2 separate regions of the Homo sapiens genome follow, and region 1 is linked to region 2. Evidence: read pairs that join two places in POLR2A ChIA-PET (ENCODE). Cell type or tissue: GM12878. All regions are shown on one strand. Each heading gives the region's core, and the rest is flanking DNA. Links, peaks and the distances in the headings are about the cores only. Region 1 overlaps LINC-PINT (long intergenic non-protein coding RNA, p53 induced transcript). Region 2 overlaps LINC-PINT (long intergenic non-protein coding RNA, p53 induced transcript).

Region 1 (8,479 bases), core at 335-8,334, 88 kb before region 2:
ATATTTCCCATCATGAAATTATATGTAAATATTCACCTGTTTTATTCTAGTAGTGCTAGGAGTTGTATATAATTAAGTATTTGAGATGTATTTGAGTGTAAAATGTGAGAAAAATATCTTTTTCCCCACACAGATAGCCAGTTATTGAATACTTCATCCTTTGGTCTGACGTTGACTTTTTGGTTTTGCCATCAAGTAACCATCCACAGTGCCCGTACATAGCAGGCACTCAATAAATGTTTGAATAAATGAATTTGAGTATTTATTTTGTTTTCAGATGTTTTCTTATTTTCCGTGGACACGTCTGTCTATTCTAGTTCTACTGCCATGCTGTTTTAATTATCAGAGCTGTATAATAAATGTTTGTATGTGGTTGAACATCATTATTGTTATTGTTTTTTCGGAATTTTTCTGGGCTACTTCTGCATCACTTTTCTCTCGGATAAATGAAAATAATTTGGTCAACTTTCTTGTAAAACTATGATAATTTTGACTGATACTGTATTAATTTATTTTCCTTCCTTCCTTCCTTCCTTCCTTCCTTCCTTCCTTCCTTCCTTCCTTCCTTCTTTTCTTTCTTTTCCTTCTTTTCCTTTTTCTTCTTCTTCTTCTTTTCCTTCCTTCCTTCCTTGCTTCCTTCCTTCCTTCCTTCCTTCCTTCCTTCCTTCTTTTCCTTCTTTTCCTTCGAGATGGAGTCTTGCTCTGTCACCCACACTGGAGTGCAGCAGCCTGATCTTGGCTCACCACAACCTCTGCCTCCCGGGTCCAAGCCATTCTCCTGCCTACCCAGTAGCTAGGATTACAGGCACCCAGTACCACGCCTGGCTAATTTTTTATTTTTAGTAGAGATGGGGTTTTACCATGTTGGCCAGGCTGGTCTTGAACTTCTGACCTCAAGTGATCCACCTGCCTCCGCCTCCCAAAGTGTTTGGGATTACAGGCTTGAGCCACCATGCCTGGCCTACACTGTGTTAATTTTCTTAAAAAAACAAAAAAACAAAAAACAAAAAAACCTTAAAGGCATTTATATTTTAATTTTCTGGCCTAATGAGTGCTACATATTCATCTAGTTCATAAATTCTGGAACTTTTTGGTTAGAGCAGATAAATCCCCCAGATCTCTTTTTGGATTAAAATTCAATGTAATTAAAGAAATCCACTGCAGCAAACGCAATCCTGCCACGTGTTTATTCTGTAAGGATAAAATGTTTTTCTATATTGAACAGCACTGCACAGGCCTTGCTGCCTCCCCCTTATGAAACAGGACTCTCATGGTGCCACGTGTTCCCTGGCTGGACAGATTCCTGAAAATAGATACTAACTGCTGCTTGGTTGAAGAAATCTTTTTTGTGTGTGAGCTACTTTCTCCCGCAGATATTTAAAGGAATTCTATATCCCCACTTCTCTGACTTACCTTTTTTTTGTGGCGAGGAAACAGGACACAGAGCCTGCTGGGTATGCAAGAGAAGTCTGTATAACTGTTTCACACCTGCCTGGATGCTGGCAGTGGTATTTGCCAAGTGAAGTCTGAAGGCTGGTTTGTCATGTGTTTTCACAGAGCACTGATGGCTCCCAGCCAACCTGTTTAGGCCTTGTCTTTTTTTTCTTGCATAAAATTGCCTATTTTTCACTTCAGATGGGGGTGTTAGGCACTTCAGAGATGTTTGTTCTTGTCGCATGCATGCCATCTGTGGTCTGCTGGCATCGGAGACAGGTTCCCAAATTGGCCAGTGTGTCTGTTGGTCAGCAAGCGGGGTGACCAGGACCCACGCCTGTGCTTGCCCCTGTGGCTGCAGCCAAGGCTGAGGTGCACACCTGAAGGACCACACCTCAGTGCTGTTGGCCTAGTTTTTAAAAATTTAAATAAACTCTTTATTTTGGAATAATTATACATTTGAAGACAAGTTCAAAGATAGTACAGAGTTTCCATATGCCCCTCACTCAGTGATTCCTGTTGCTGACTCTTACATTATTATGTTACATTTGTCACAATTAAGGAAGAAACATTGGTACTTTACTGTTAACTAAAATCCACATTTTATTCAGAGCTCACCCGTTTTTCCGAATGTCCTTTTTCCGTTCTGCACTCAGGATATCACAGCACATTTAGCCACCATGTCTCCTTAAAGTCCTCCAGTCTATGATCGTTTCTGAGATGTTTGTTTTTGATAGCCTCGTCAGTTTTGAGGAATACTGGGCAGGTATTTTGCAGAATGTGCCTTAGTTTGGATTTTTTTCATGTTTTTCTGATTATTAGACTGGGATGTGGGTTTTTGGGAGGACAATCACAGAGGTGAAGGGATATCCTTATCACATCCGTGTGAAAAGAGAACGCCATCAACGTGACTTACCACTGCTGATGCTCACCTTGACCATGGAAATTTGTTTCCCCTTTCCAATACTCTGCTCTGTGGAAGCAAGTCACCAAGCACTGCATAGTCCCAAGTTAAAAGTTTTGTTACTTGTCTTATCTGTTGGTACCCAGTTATATTTGAAGCCATACCTAATATTTTTTGACGCTGAATATAGAGTTTGTGTTTAGAGCCTTAAGAATGAATAAAAATTTATTCTAAACTTAAGAAGTATTGGAAGTAGTTAGTAGCTATGTTGAATCTTTCTTCCACTCCTCATACATTTGGTTTATTGTTGTTTTTTTTTTTTTTTGAGATAGAGTCTCTCTGTCACCCAGGCTGGAGTGCAGTGGCATGATCTCAGCCCACTGCAACCTCCGCCTCCCGGGTTCAAGCCATTCTCCTGCCTCAGCCTCCCAAGTAGCTGGGATTACAAGTGTGTGCCACCACGCCTGGCTAATTTTTGTAATTTTAGTAGAGATGGGGTTGCACCATGTTGGCCAGGCTGGTCTCAAACTGCTGACCTCAAGTGATCTGCCCGCCTCAGCTTCCCAGAGTGCTGGGAATACAGGCGTTAGCTACCGCACCCTGCCTGGTTTTACTTTTAAAATCTTCATGCTCTGTAAAATACATCATCCTTCTACTGCATCAGCTACTCCGTTCTGCTCATTCGCCTACACAGATTGTACTTCCTTCTTCTGGCATAAGAATGCCTCCTTTTTCTTCTACTGCCAGGGAATAAAGTTTAGTATATGAATGTTTTATCCACACTGCAGCTTACCTAATAAATACCAAAATATGTTTATTCTGATAAATCTGATGTTTTTATGTATAAATTAAACATTTATGACTTTGAATGCTCTCTGACATCATGAATAGTTGGTTGGTTGGTTGTTTTTTTGAGATGGTGTCTCGCTCTGTCACCCAGGCTGGAATGCAATGGCATGATTTCGGCTCACTGCAACCTCTGCCTCCTGGGTTCAAGCAATTCTCCTGCCTCAGCCCCCTGAGTAGCTGGGACTACAGGCACGTGCCACCATGCCTGGCTAATTTTTGTATTTTTAGTAGAGATGGGGTTTCAGCATATTGGCCAGACTGGTCTCAAAATCCTGACCTTGTGATCCATCCTCCTTGGCCTCCCAAAGTGCTGGGATTACAGGTGTGAACCACCACGCCCGGCCCCTAACATCATGAGTAGTTTGATCTTCCACACACTTCTGCTTGTAGAGTAGTTGAACCTCAGGAGTTCAGATTTCAGATAGCTTGTTGTTTTCATGTTTGTGAGGGTGAAATTCTTAATGAATTTGATCATTTTTGTCTGATTTTCCTTTCCACTCAGATAACTTTCTTTACATTTTCACTTCAAATCCATTTGCTAAAATATGGATTAAAGAAGAATATGTTACTGTTTTAGATATAATAGGAATGTTCTTGAAGAGATGTATATAAATGTTGTATTTGTTCATTGAATCATCATGTCACATGTTTTAGGAAACTTACTGTTTCAAAAAACCTTGTGATACATTTTGTGATGATTTATATGACCAATTTTCAAACCCACATTTGCAGACATTTTATTTCATCCTCAGTTGCAGGCATTCCATTAAGGTGGACTGATTAAAGTGTCTTTTCAGAACATTAGAACTTCGTGTTTCCTCTTCATGGGGTTACTGTCAACTTATTTAAGAAGAACAGTAGAACTTCGTGTTCCCTCTTCTTGGTGTTACTGTTAACTTATTTTAAAAAGTTTGAGTATGTTACAGTATTTTGTCTTTAAGCCAGTCTTGGGATCTAGCACCAAGGGAAAAAGTTCAAAAAATGCATTTTAACAAGTCTTCTCACTTCATGGTCACTTGGTATGACGACTCAAAACAAGAATAATGTTCTTAATCAACCACAGGGGAAATCCTTTCTTCGGCCCTTCAATTCTACTTTTAGTCAGTCAAACAATTCTTAATTTCATGCGGGGGATTCCCACACGTTCTGTAAGTTTCTTTTAAAGTTTTCAGATATGTGTAGAATGTAGGATATGATTGCATTCGTCTCATATCTCAGTGGTGTGAGGTCTGTTGAGTGTGCCGCTACTTTGTTTTAATATTACTCATTCTTTTTTCTAAGTATGGATGTATAAGAATGAGCATGATAAAATGAAATCTAAAAATTAATTGATTTGTTCTCAGGTTAAAGGCCTATTAAATATAAGATCTTTGGATATATTCTGAGTCTTTTTATTTTTTATGCAGCAAGTAAAGAAAATTTTACAGAGCTTTGGACACAAGGCTCCTCCTTACCTGCCTTTTACTGAACTCACCATGTCTTCCCTGGTTAGCTGTAGGCTCTCCCGTGCTCCAGGCTCAGCAGTCAGGGTGTATTTTTATTGCTCAGATCTGACAAGTATGCTTCCTGCAGTTACTGTTGAGGCCAGTTTCTAAGGCTTTGAAATGACCTTCAAAAAGATGATAAATGTTGAGTCCCTTTTGGAAAAATATACTGAGATAAAGAACTGTGATAAATCAAATTATAAGGTAGATCATCTTGTAATTAGCACACTATAGGAAAGTTAGTTATGCCAGGCGTGGTGGCTCACGCCTATAATCCCAGCACTTTGGGAGGCCGAGGTGGGCGGATCACTTGAGAGGTCAGGAGTTCGAGACCAGCCTGACCAACATGGAGAAACCCCATCTCTACTAAAAATACAAAAAAAAATTAGCCAGGTGTGGTGGCACGTGCCTGTAATCCCAGCTACTTGGGAGGCTGAGGCAGGAGAATCTCTTGAACCCGGGAGGCGGAGGTTGCGGTGAGCTGAGATTGCGCCACTGCACTCCAGCCTGGGCAACAAGAGCAAAACTCAGTCTCAAAAAAAAAAAAAAAAAAAAAAGGAAGTTAGTTAAAGAACATCTGTGGGGACCACCTATGTTGTTCTGGGACTTTCTAGTGTTAGTGTAGGAGAATATCATGGTTTCTGTGGGGACAGGGGGTTCCCATTTCAGTGTGTTCCATCACCCTCCTCTATCCCTCTAAGAACATGGGAAAAGCCTCAGTGGTAGACAGGAACCTGCCATCAGTCCTTCCACTCTGAAGCACCCTTGCAGATGTACCAGATGGAAGTTGTCTTAAATGAGAAGAAAACTACTAAGTCCCTGGGCATTCCCTTTGTCCTCCAGCACCAGGTCCAGTCCTCAGGGAAAGTTTGTTCTTATTGAGAGTATTCCCAGAGATCTGAAAGGCCAGGGGGAAATTGCAGTGGAACAGACTGTCTTTCTCTTAAGGCATTTAAAAGTCATCCAGGGCTGGTTGAGGTAGCTCCCATCTGTAATCCCAGCACATTGAGAGACTGAGGCAGAAAGATCACTTGAGCTCAGGAGTTTGAGACCAGCCTAGGCAACAGATTGAAACACTGCCTCTATGACAAAAGAAATTGGCTGAGTGTGGTGGTGCACACCTGTAGTCCCAGCTACTTAGGAGGCCGAGGCAAGAGAATTGCTTGAGCCTCAGAGGTCAACAGAGCAAGATTCTTGTCTCAAAAAAATAAAAATAAAAAATAAAAGTCCTCCCACTCTCATGCAAAAGCCAACAAACCACAATAATAAAAAAGAATTTTTCCTGAATATTCCTGGTTCACTCTCAGGCCCTGACATCCCCGGAACTTACCTAACATGATATTTTCATAAAACAACTAAATTTTTATGTTCTTGTGCCAAGAAGATTCAGATCTATAAGGCTGCTTTAAAGGTGTTATCTGTCTTTTCATTTTGCTTCGCCTCTAAAAGATTTCTGTATTTTTCCTCTGGTTTAAACATTTTAGGAAATTTTATATTTAAACATTTCTTCCTCTCAGACGGGCGGGCTTGTCCATGCTTTTCAGCGGGTTGAGTCACTCCAGGACTACCCGCTCTGCGCCAGGTCCTCAGGAGAGTGCTGCCGGGGCTGCCTGGCAGACTAGTTCCACCTCGGTCCGCAGGGAGGCTGCATTTTAGGGTTGGTTACTAGACTGCACAGTGATGACCCCTTTCAGTACATTTTCCCCAGCTTTGTCTCCCTCCTTAACACTAAGATGTAGAAACAACAGCCTTAACATCAGGTTATCCCATCTGATTTTTGGCTTGGTGCAAACACAGAGCACCTAAAGGTGAATTACACAAGGAAATGGAACACCTTCGCCTGGAAGGTTGACTCCTGCACTTGGCTGTTGGCATTTCATGCATTCAACAAACATTTAGGATGTGCTCATTTTGAGCCAGGCTCTGTGATAGGGTGGGGAATACAGAAATAAAAAGGCCCTGTGCTGTCCTCAGTGAGCTTCCACTCTGGTGAGATAAATGCAGTGCAGTACAGTAACAGCTCTGATACTGAAGCATCTGGAAGGACTTGGGTCCAGCCTCTTGGCAAGTTCTCCTGGAGGAACTAACATTTGACCTATGATTGACATGGACTTTGGAGATGAATAGAGGTTAACCAGAGAAGATGGGAGTTGCCATTGGGGGGTTGGGGCAGAGAGTGAGGGAAAGTGTCAGCCCTGGTGGGTGCTACCTGGAGGAGGTTGCTGAGTATTGGAAGGCCCAAGGAGGCCAGAGACCAAAAAGTGTCCTGGGGACTGCAGGGTAAAAGGACCTGCTTTAGGTTAGGTAGCATTTGTTAAAACTTTTCGGACAGTTTAATTTTGAGCATGTGCCAACAGTTTGTTTTAGCTTTGCAATGCAAGGAGAGAGTCCTGCAGTAGGCACATTCAATGATTCGCTCTTGGTAGGGACATTAAGGGAAGAAAGTGATTAAATATCATCATTGAAACGAATGTCTGGTTAAAAACCTCTACACTCTGATAGTTGACAGTCAGCCGGGTAGATGGTAATGAGTTGCCCAGAGCAAGTCTTAATTTCCTTAAAGTTCATTTAGGAAATTGCATTAGAAAAAAAGCAAGCTTTTTTTTTTTTTTTTCCCTGGAATGCTGTTCATTTCTTCCTAGTAGGATACTGTGAATTTTCTAGCAGACCACTTGGTTCTATTCCAGACCAGGTACGGAACAGTTTTTCTTTGACAATTTTGAGATTACAGTGGAATGCAATCAAGTTTTTCAAGGACCTACCTGGTGAAGAGCTTTCTAAACTAAGCTGAGAGGAACTTGGGTTTTCATCCTGAGGGCAGTGTGGAAGCCAGGGAGGGAATTCATTTAAGTGGAGGAAAATCTCGACCATCCTTGTAGGGAGTGGATTAGCTGCAGTGTGAGGTTGGAGCAGTGGGAATAGTAGTTGGCAGAAAAGTTTAGTTATCCTGGGGAGAAATGATGAGGGCTTTGAGTTTTTTTGTTTTTTGTTTTTTGTCTTTTTTTTGAGATGGAGTCTTGCTCTGTTGCCTAGGCTTGATTGAGTGCAGTGGCACAATCTCGGCTCACTGCAACCTCCGCCTCCTGGGTTCAAGCAATTCTCCTGCCTCAGCCTCCCAAATAGCTGGGATTACAGGCGCATCCCACCATGCCCAGCTAATTTTTGTATTTTTAGTAGAGACAGTATTTCACCATGTTAGCCAGGCTGGTCTCAAAGTCCTGACCTCAAGTGATCCACCTGCCTTGGCCTCTCAAAGTGCTGGGAATACAGGCAAGAGCCACACCGTGCCCAGCCTGAGAGCCTTGAGTTCTGATCTGTCTTTTCCTCTCCTACTCAAACTCCTCTACCCCGAGGCAGAAGCATAGCTGGGGGGATGGAGGTGGAAATTGGTTGTTGCTTTTCCTCCAGAAGAGTTGGTTCAAAATTTTTAAATTTAAAGTAAATGATGGTAAGATCATGATGCAAGGATGTTAGAGGAAGCAGCCAGACTTTGAGATCAGGGCTGAGAGAAAGTAGTCAAAGGCCTTCTGCTGAGTGTACTCTGCCTCCAGCCACTGAGCCCACTTGCCCCATCTCTGTCTTTCCCGGGCCTGCTCACGTCTCTAGCCTCAGGCACTGCTTCAGAACCACAGTACCATCTGGCCTGGGTGTTCTGGCTGTTCTCAGTATTTCTGCTCTCATTTGCTGGAATTATGCAACACTCGGTCCTTCCTCCGAGGGCCGCCAGATGAGCCTACTTCAGTGCATCTGCTGTGGTTAAAACAGAATCTTCTGAGATGCGTTTATGCTAAGTTGCATACATATTTGT
Region 2 (8,479 bases), core at 393-8,392:
GTTGTGCACCCATCACCATCATCCATCTCTGGAATCTTTTCATTTTGCAAAACAGAAACTCTGTCCTCATTAAACAACAACTCCCCATTCCCTCCTCCCCCCAGCTCCCCTGAAAACCATCATTGTACTTTCTGTTTCTTTGAATTTGACTATTCTAGGTACCTCAAATAAGTGAAACCCTACAGTATTTGTCCTTTTGTGACTGGCTTATTTCACTTAGCACAATGTCCTCAAGGTTCGTCTAATGTTGTAGGATTACAACAACATTGTAGCATTGACATGATTTCTTTGCTTTTTAAGGCTGAATAATATTCCGCCATGTAGATATGCCACATTTTATATATCCATGTGATGGACACGGGTTGATGGACACAGGTTGCTCTCATGTTTTGGCTGTTGTGAATAATGCTGTTAGGGACGTGGGTGTACAAATACCTGTTTTAGTTCCTGCTTTCAGTTCCTTTGGATCAAATAAGTTATTGATCCTTCTCTATTGACGCTTCTGTTTTCATGGACTCTTGCCTTACTCTTTTGATCATTTACTGTTCCTCCCCCCATCGACCTTTGGGCCATTTTTCTGGTAATGTCCCTACTATCAAGGTTCTCATACTTCAGTTGGACCTCACAGAACTGCTGCCTGGAGAAAACAGTTTGACAGCTAAAAAAAAAAATATGATTCATTATCACCTCCTACACACACACCAATTCCTACTGTTTTCTGAAGGTATACCAGTGGTTCCTAAATTAAAAAAAATCTCTTGGTCATAGGGCAAATTTTTGTAGCTATCGATACTCTGTATTTTGAAATTTAACTGTTGATAATAGTAGCTTCTTGATGTATTAGTCCTCTAATTGTGAAACTGTTATCTGTTTCTTATTATGAAAACAATATATGACAATCACAGAAAATTTGTAAGGTGTAGAAAAGTATTACACACAATGGCACTACCTAAAAGCAACAACTATTAACATTCTGATGCATAGGCTTCCAGTCTCTTTCATGTAAATTTTTACATAGTAAAGATCACATTGTTTTGCACCTTCTTCTTTGCATTTAATAATAAATATAAGAATTTCTGGCTGGGTGTGGTAGTTCATACCTGAGTAGCTGGGAGATTGAGATGGGAGGATAGTCTGAGCCCAGGAGTTCGAGGTTACAGTGAGCTATGATTGTACCATTGCACTCCCCCTGAAGACCCCATCTCAAAAAAAAAAAAAATTTCTTGTTCAAAAGTATTTGCAAATATTTTCATGATTTTATAAAGCTGAGAAATATTTAGAGGGTGGTAATTAGCATAAATAGAATTTTTCCAGTTATAAAAACAATATATTACAGAAAATGCCAACCATCTCAAGATTATAAAGAAGTAATAAAAAATCTAATGTCTCCGTCTGCCCTTTTTAAGCTTTTTTAATGTATCCTAATCCAGTCTGGAGACCAGCTTGTCCCTCCCTTCTTCTTCACTTTCTTTCTTACCTGGCAACATTAGTATCATGTTTATGTATGATTTTATATTCAGCATTTGCACCCAATATTATATTTTGTCATTTCCAGTATCATGAAGCATTCTTCAAAAATCATGATTTAAGCGTACGAATTTTTACTGTGATCTGTTTAGTCACATGCTCCATTCCATCTTTGGATGTTTAAGTTGTTCCCGATTTTATGCTTTTGCTAAGTATGTCCTTGCCATAGTTATCTTCCTATGTATCTACGATTATTTCCTTAGGAGATATTTATAAACATCTTAGGAGTCAAAACAGTTTTAAGGCTGAAAAAATACATATATTGCTAATTTCCTCAAATGGTTGTCTCACCTCACTTCATGAGCTTTCCTTTTTTTGTTGTCCATCTTTGTGATCGGTGAAATGAATTTCGGTGTTTGCTCATGAAATCGAGCATTTTTTTTCATATTAATTGGCCTTTTATATTTTTGTGTGAATTGTCTGTTATTACATTTTACCTTTTACATTCAAATACTATACAGAATATTATCCTGTTACAGCTATTTTATTTTTTGCTTACCTTTTTATTTATTTAGAGACAAGGCCTCCCTCTGTCACCCGGGCTGGAATGCAATGATGCAACCATAGCTCACTGCAGCCTGGAACTCCTGGGCTCAAGTGATCCTCCAACCCTGGCCTCTGCTAGGACCACACATATGTGCCACCATGTCTTGCTAGTTTTTAAATTTTTTTGTAGGAACAGGATCTCACTACATTGCCCAGGCTGGTCTCCAAGCCTTGAGCAATCCTCCTGCCTCAGCCTCCCAGAGTGGTGGGATTACAGGTGTGAGCCAACACACCTGGCCTTTTTTTGCTTACCTTTCAATTCTGTTTGCTGTTTTTTGACATATAGGGGTTTTAAATTTTGTTGCAGTTGGATTACATTGCCTTTTGTTACTTTTTTCATTGCTTCTATAAAGCTAAATCTTCTTTTCCCATTCCAAATTCAGAAATAATTTTCTACTAATTTAGTTTTCTTCCTTTTTTTTTTCCTTTTATATTTAGCTCTTTAATCTCCACAGAATTAATTCTGGTGAATCTTATGAAGTAGGAGTTAATTTTACTTTTTCTAGAATATTATCTGGTTCTTGTGTTTATTCAGAATCCCAGTATAGCTGTGACATGAACCAAAACAAGTGATTTTTCTTATTTTAGTGCTTTGATTTTCCCATTAGGAAAAATGAGGAAGCTGTGAGTACCAGTGGAAGGAACGAGCCAGGAAGAGGGACTGGAACCATCTCAGAAGCCATGCCCCTCAGGCTGGAACTTGCCCTGTCTCCTCGCAGATGAGGTAGGAGGCTCAGCACGGGCTGGTGGGAGCAGCCCACAGCAGCAGTGAGGGTCAGTGGGCCTGTGAGTTAAGAAGAAGGTGGCACAGAGCGAGGGTCTCTGGATCCTGACTGTTTGACTTTTCCATGATTAGGATAAGTAGCCAGGGCTTGGCTAGTTGGAGAGTTACTCGAACCTCAGGTGACAGTTGTAAGGCAGCACATAGTGAAAAAGAGTCCTAGCCTGGGAAAGTCCAAAACCTTAGGTCTGGTTTCAGTTCACTCACCTATCTCTGTGACATAGCAAAGTCTGTTAATTTCTCTAATTTTCTGATTAGTAGTATAGTTGCAGGAATGAAATAAAAATGGTCCTGATTACTCAGAGATTCATTTACTGATTACTCTTTTTGTGACCTGAATAAAGAGTACAACATCTCTCAAAAGGTAACAATATGATGTTTCAGGAAATTAGAGAAGTTAAGAGACTTTGCTGTATTTACTATACAGATAGTTGACTGACAGCTGAGCCCGGACCCAAGATTCATTTATAAAATGAAGGAGTTGAGAAGTACATACTCTGAGGTTTATCCTAAATAAACTGAAGTCTAGGCAAGTGGCTGAGCTAGGTTTGCCATGAATCAATCTGCTGAGTATATTTCTTGGTAACTAGTTCATCTTTCCTTAATTCAGTCAACAAATATGATATCAAGTTTAGTAAGATGATGACAGTTGTCATGTAATACTCCATCTGGAAGATTGTATGCTTCTCAGCTTCCCTAACTTTTCTTAATCTACCTTAAGCTTCCTTTCTGAAAGGTTTCTGTCTTTCCTAACAGTCTCTTCTTTCCGCCAGCTACCTCTTGTGTTTAAGAATTAAAGGAAGATGAGCTAGGAATCAAGAAATACGCAGAACTGATTCCTGTCACTGGCGCCACCCTGCCACTTGCCCAGAGCTGTGGTATAAATTTTTTTAATAGGCTGAAATAAAAATATGAATAGCATTTTGGTATTAAGCATTAAATTGATAAAGGCTATGAGATACACCTGCTCTCAACCATGTTAATTTTTTATTATTGGTATTAATAAATTATTACTTACTAACATATTAACAAGAATTGCATTGAGAAACAAAGCATCCACAGGCCAAATCTTCTGAATTTCAAATGTTTATATTAATGCGTTGTATTCTAGAAAAGTAGAATTGTCTTAAGTAGCTTTGTAATATAAAGTCATCTATCAGCCCATTACACCTATTAGAATGTTTTAACCTTTATTTCCCACTTTTTTGTTTCTAGACTGAGTGTACTTGGTCTGGTATTTGTGGCATAACTTACGGAACACATAAGAATGATACAGATACTATTTAATGATGACCTAATACAAGCTTAGATAGCTAAGGTGAAAGCTTCTATGGCCTTAACATTTTCCTCTTGAAGAATGTATTTTCTGTAATAAAATACAGTGGCTACTTGAAATCTATAAACTTATGTGAGGTCTGGATAAATCTGAGCAACTTTCTTCTTTGTGCTCCAGGAACCTACGCACTATATATATAAATAAAGCTTAAGTAAACATCACTGCAATCTGTGTTTTGTTTGATTATATTACGTATTGCCTGATCTTTAAATAATGATGAAAAATAGCCTTTAACATAAACCATGAATGGATATGCACTTGAGGGAAACAGTTTCTTGGATAATTAAACTTTAATTTCTCACCGTGGATTCCTTGGATCTTGTAATATTTTTTAAAACAGTCCTGGGGATTTATTTTTAAGGCGTCCAAATGAATTATTAGTTCTCAAAAGCCATAGTATATTCATGGGTCGATATATCCTCAAAACACTATTTTTAAACTGCTTAGTTTATTTTTCTTAGCGTGCTCATCTGCTGCATAATTTTCTTTGCTATGTATGGGTCACATGCTTCCTCCCGTCCATAACTCACGCACTTAAAATTCTCACTTCCTGATTGAGCCATCAGATTACGTAAAATGTAAATCAGCCTGAATACCTAGGAGCAGGAATTTTAAGGGAGAAAATGCCGTTTTCTTTTTCTGTGTCATTATTAACCCTTAAATATCAGAGTGAGTGTCTGCTCACCTATTTGTATTTGGAAACGAGATACTGTTAGGGGTTTTTCTTGGCCCTTCCCTTTCAGATTGAATCAGACTTTGCTGCTTTCCTTATACAAAATAATGTACCAACTAGATAGACGGTGGGAGTGGTATCGTTGCAGGAATGAAACCAAAAGGGTTCCGATGATTGAGAGAGATTCATTTATTTTTTAACTCTTCTCATGATCTGAATGAAGAGTACAGCATCTATCAAAAGGTAACAACCTAATATTTCAGAATTGCAAGTGGCCATTTAGCCTTTCTGCTGCCTGATATAAATGAAAGTAATTCCTAGCAGGCAGGATGACACTTGTTTTATCACGAATCTGACAATCCAGCACATTTTCTCAAGCAATTTTGAAGTTGTCGTAGTAACAGCATGGCATTTGGAGGGTCTTTTTAGTAGTTCTTTAGCTAGAGTTAATTAATTGTATTAACTCTGGATGTTTTTCTTTTTACTCCTCTTTGACAAACAAGGGCTATAATTGCTCAAATATGTATTTTGTGTTCTATATTTTTTGGTGACTATAGTTTAAGGACGTGATGTTTTTAAGTGGTTTCAGTAAAAGGTTATCAGTTGATTTCAGACACATTAAACTTGGGTTTTTAATTTCTCTGTAAAATTCCACTATCATTGTAGGACCAGGATTTAGTTTTATTTAAGAAGTGAATCTGGGGAGATATTTGCACAAATTGAATTGTGGCTTGCTTCCAGTGGTTGCAACTATCCGTTGCTTTGATTTTGGTGTATTTAGAAAAAGAACTGGGGAATGCAGAAAGGGAAATGTGTCAGGCTTACAGGAGAAAATTGTTTCTTTAGAAATGCAACAGGCAGGCACACCACCAAAAGCATGTTCCATAAAAGAAAACAAATAAATTTGATTTTGTGAAACTTAAGAATGCAGTGCTCTTTGAAACTCTAAAATATACTTAAATAAATTCTCCCCTAGGAAGATTTGTGGGAACTTTTTATTGGTGGAAAGTAGGTTGGAACTTCTAGTATTAATAGTAAAACTCTGTGGCAGAAATTCTTGCCAATATGGCGGTTGGTGAGAAAGGAATCCCGTTTCTTGGGCAGGGAGAGGGTCAGAAGAAAGAATTGTCTGTACTCAGTCTGGATGCCGGGACTTAAAAAGTATCAGATATACAATGCTTTTGTTTTCTTGTATAAGTGAACAGAGAGATGTGACACTTCTAAAAGGTCTTGTGAGTTTTGTGGGTTTAATGCTAATGCCACTATCCTTACTGTTCTGTGAGTATTTGTTCAGCCACGGGTGATTCAAGAGAGTTGGGGTATCAGCATGTGCAGCCAACAGCAGTCCAGGTGCTAATGCACCACCGGTGATGTCAGGAGTTACGAGACAGCGGTTTCCAAACACTGCAGTAAACAAGGTCAAAGTGTCCCGTTTCGCTGGAAGAAGTTTTGTTTTTATGAGCTGGACAGTACATGGATGAAGTAATTTTTCAAAACAAACTTTAAATTTATACATGTGTTTTTTTTCTTCTTCTCTTTGGATTAAAATAAATTGGCCCGTTGAGATTAAATAATGGTTATGTTTTTAAGCAGAATTATATTTCATATGTTTTTCCAGTCTTTTATTGATTTTCTGTTTTTCACAGAAGAAATGAAAATAACTTCTGATGTAGGGTTTCTTAAATGCAGTTTGAGAGAGCAAGATAGGAACCAGTACTTTCAAAATATGGCAAGTGCAAGTCACAATCCCTAGTAAGATATTCCTTCTCATTTTGTGCCTTTGACTCTTATTTAGACAGACGTTTAAGTACGAGAAAGCTAATGGCGCAGATTCTGCTGACTGTGTGGCTCTCGTCTTAATGCGTTTTCCAACCTTGAACCTGAGAATGCCAGAGGATTGAGTCTCTGGACGTTCATCTGAGCAGATATCTGCTGGCCGCCTGGTTCCTGAGCTAACAAGTGGGTGTCCCGGGCTTGTGTGTGTAGTCACAACAGTGGAGGTGCCACGTGGCACCCAGAGGTCGACTGGGGCTACCGCGGGGCTTCCCGATCCTCACAAGTGTGTCTTCAGTGTCTGACATGAACTGGGAACTTGGGGCATCTTTAGAAGCACAGACATTTGGAGTTCCACGGCAAACCTGGATGTAAGCACTCACACAGCTTTTAAAGTGAAAGCAGGGACCTTGAGGAAGGAATCGCCGTCATCTCATTGCCGACCTGCTTACTGTGCTGGGAAACAAAGTAAGTTCTGTTTGTTTCTTTGTTAGTCTCTCCTGCGTGTTTTTTCTTGCTAATGTTATTAGACACTCAATATCCGGCAAATGCCAAGTTTTTTCCCCTTCATTGGGAAGTAGGATATAGTTTATTCAATAGCTGATTGCTTCTTTTATCTTTTCCCTCTTCCCATATCTAGTGTGCCGGCTTGCTGTTTAGAGATAGGAAGAGATTGAAATTTATTATCAAGGAGAAAACAAAAAGTGTTTTGTTTTGTTTCTAAATGGTCCAAGAACTTTGCCATTAGGTAAATGACTATGACACAGACAAGGCGTTTTGCATGGTATGACCAGGAGCACCTCTAGCAAAACAGCCCCAGTTCGCCGCCCTGATTTCCATTTGGAAGCAGGCACAGTGGGTTTCCCCAGGACCGATGTTAACGCAGAGGGTCCTTGTGCAGGAATTGTGCAGAAACTAGGTGGGAAGGTGTCACAGACAAGAGGCTGCAATTTAAAAACGCATCAGGAAATGGAAAAGAGCTGCGAGAATATCAATTATTTAATGATGTTGATAAAAACAAATTTAATATAAAAATGAGATACAATGTATAGAGACCTAACCCTGTCAACAGCAACTAAACTTTACTTTCATGTTAGAAAGTTTTGTGCCATGTAGATTTATGGAAAATGTGCTTAATTGCCTCTAGAAAATAATGAAGAGGCTTCGTCACCTCCATAGAAGATCCTGTGACACTAGCCTAATTCTGACACATGGCTCCTGTTTTCCATTTTGTTTGTTTTTTTATGCTGATCCTCTCTCCAGAGATGTGATGTGGATTGATTAACTTGTAATATAAAGTTCTATGGTTTCTGAAAATGCAGAGCAAATAGAGATGAAGAGTGGTTTGTGATTTGTTATTAAATGATCTTCCCTTCTACATTTAGGACTGATTTTTACTGTAGAATTTTTTTTTTTTTTTTTTTTTTTTTTTTTTGTCAACTTGAACAGCAATACCTTGAAGGTAAAAGGTGGGAGCACGACTGGAGTGTGGAACTGGAAAGCAGAAACCAGGGGTGTTACTTCTATGTCTAGTATGGAATGTTGTGAATTTAAGTTAGAGCTTCTGTGTCCTGGGAATTCATATTTTATCTCAAAGTGGTGCTGATAGGACTGGAGGTAGCTGTATTTCATTTGAAACATTCCAGCCTCTTTATAGGAATATCTGTGAATTTTTAATTCAGCAAACATCTTTAAGTGTGTCATTTATGTATAGCGTTGTAGTCAGAGCTGTAATTGTTTCACCATTAAATTTACGGAAATTCAGTTTGTAAGTGAAAAATTAAGAACAGTTTGAAAGAAGGGCGAATGAGCAGAGCATTGCCATCTAAACAGTCTTGTTAAA

What was found. ChIA-PET counts read pairs that join two places held together with the same protein. Peaks named below come from ENCODE experiments on the same cell type or tissue, not always from the same donor. Only the 100,000 strongest peaks of a DNase experiment are listed, where the experiment ranks them.
Region 1: POLR2A ChIA-PET joins it to region 2 with 6 read pairs; 8 of 35 experiments call an interaction of 5 or more read pairs at or near these places.

What each region holds. Positions count from the first base shown.
Region 1 is chr7:131,027,495-131,035,973 of GRCh38, reverse strand. The region is part of intron 3 of LINC-PINT (long intergenic non-protein coding RNA, p53 induced transcript); the gene reads left to right. Among named protein-coding and RNA genes, the nearest start is that of LINC-PINT, 78 kb to the left of the region's middle. RefSeq lists enhancers at 4,147-4,436, 8,395-8,479. In GM12878, for the core only: no CTCF peak of the experiment used is centred there; a DNase peak (open chromatin) is centred at 4,283; H3K4me3 peaks cover 512 bases; H3K27ac peaks cover 7,549 bases.
Region 2 is chr7:130,940,038-130,948,516 of GRCh38, reverse strand. It overlaps LINC-PINT (long intergenic non-protein coding RNA, p53 induced transcript), which reads left to right. Exons shown (of 8, transcript NR_170176.1): 6 at 2,682-2,797. Among named protein-coding and RNA genes, the nearest start is that of LINC00513, 31 kb to the right of the region's middle. In GM12878, for the core only: no CTCF peak of the experiment used is centred there; no DNase peak of the experiment used is centred there; H3K4me3 peaks cover 2,160 bases; H3K27ac peaks cover 4,481 bases.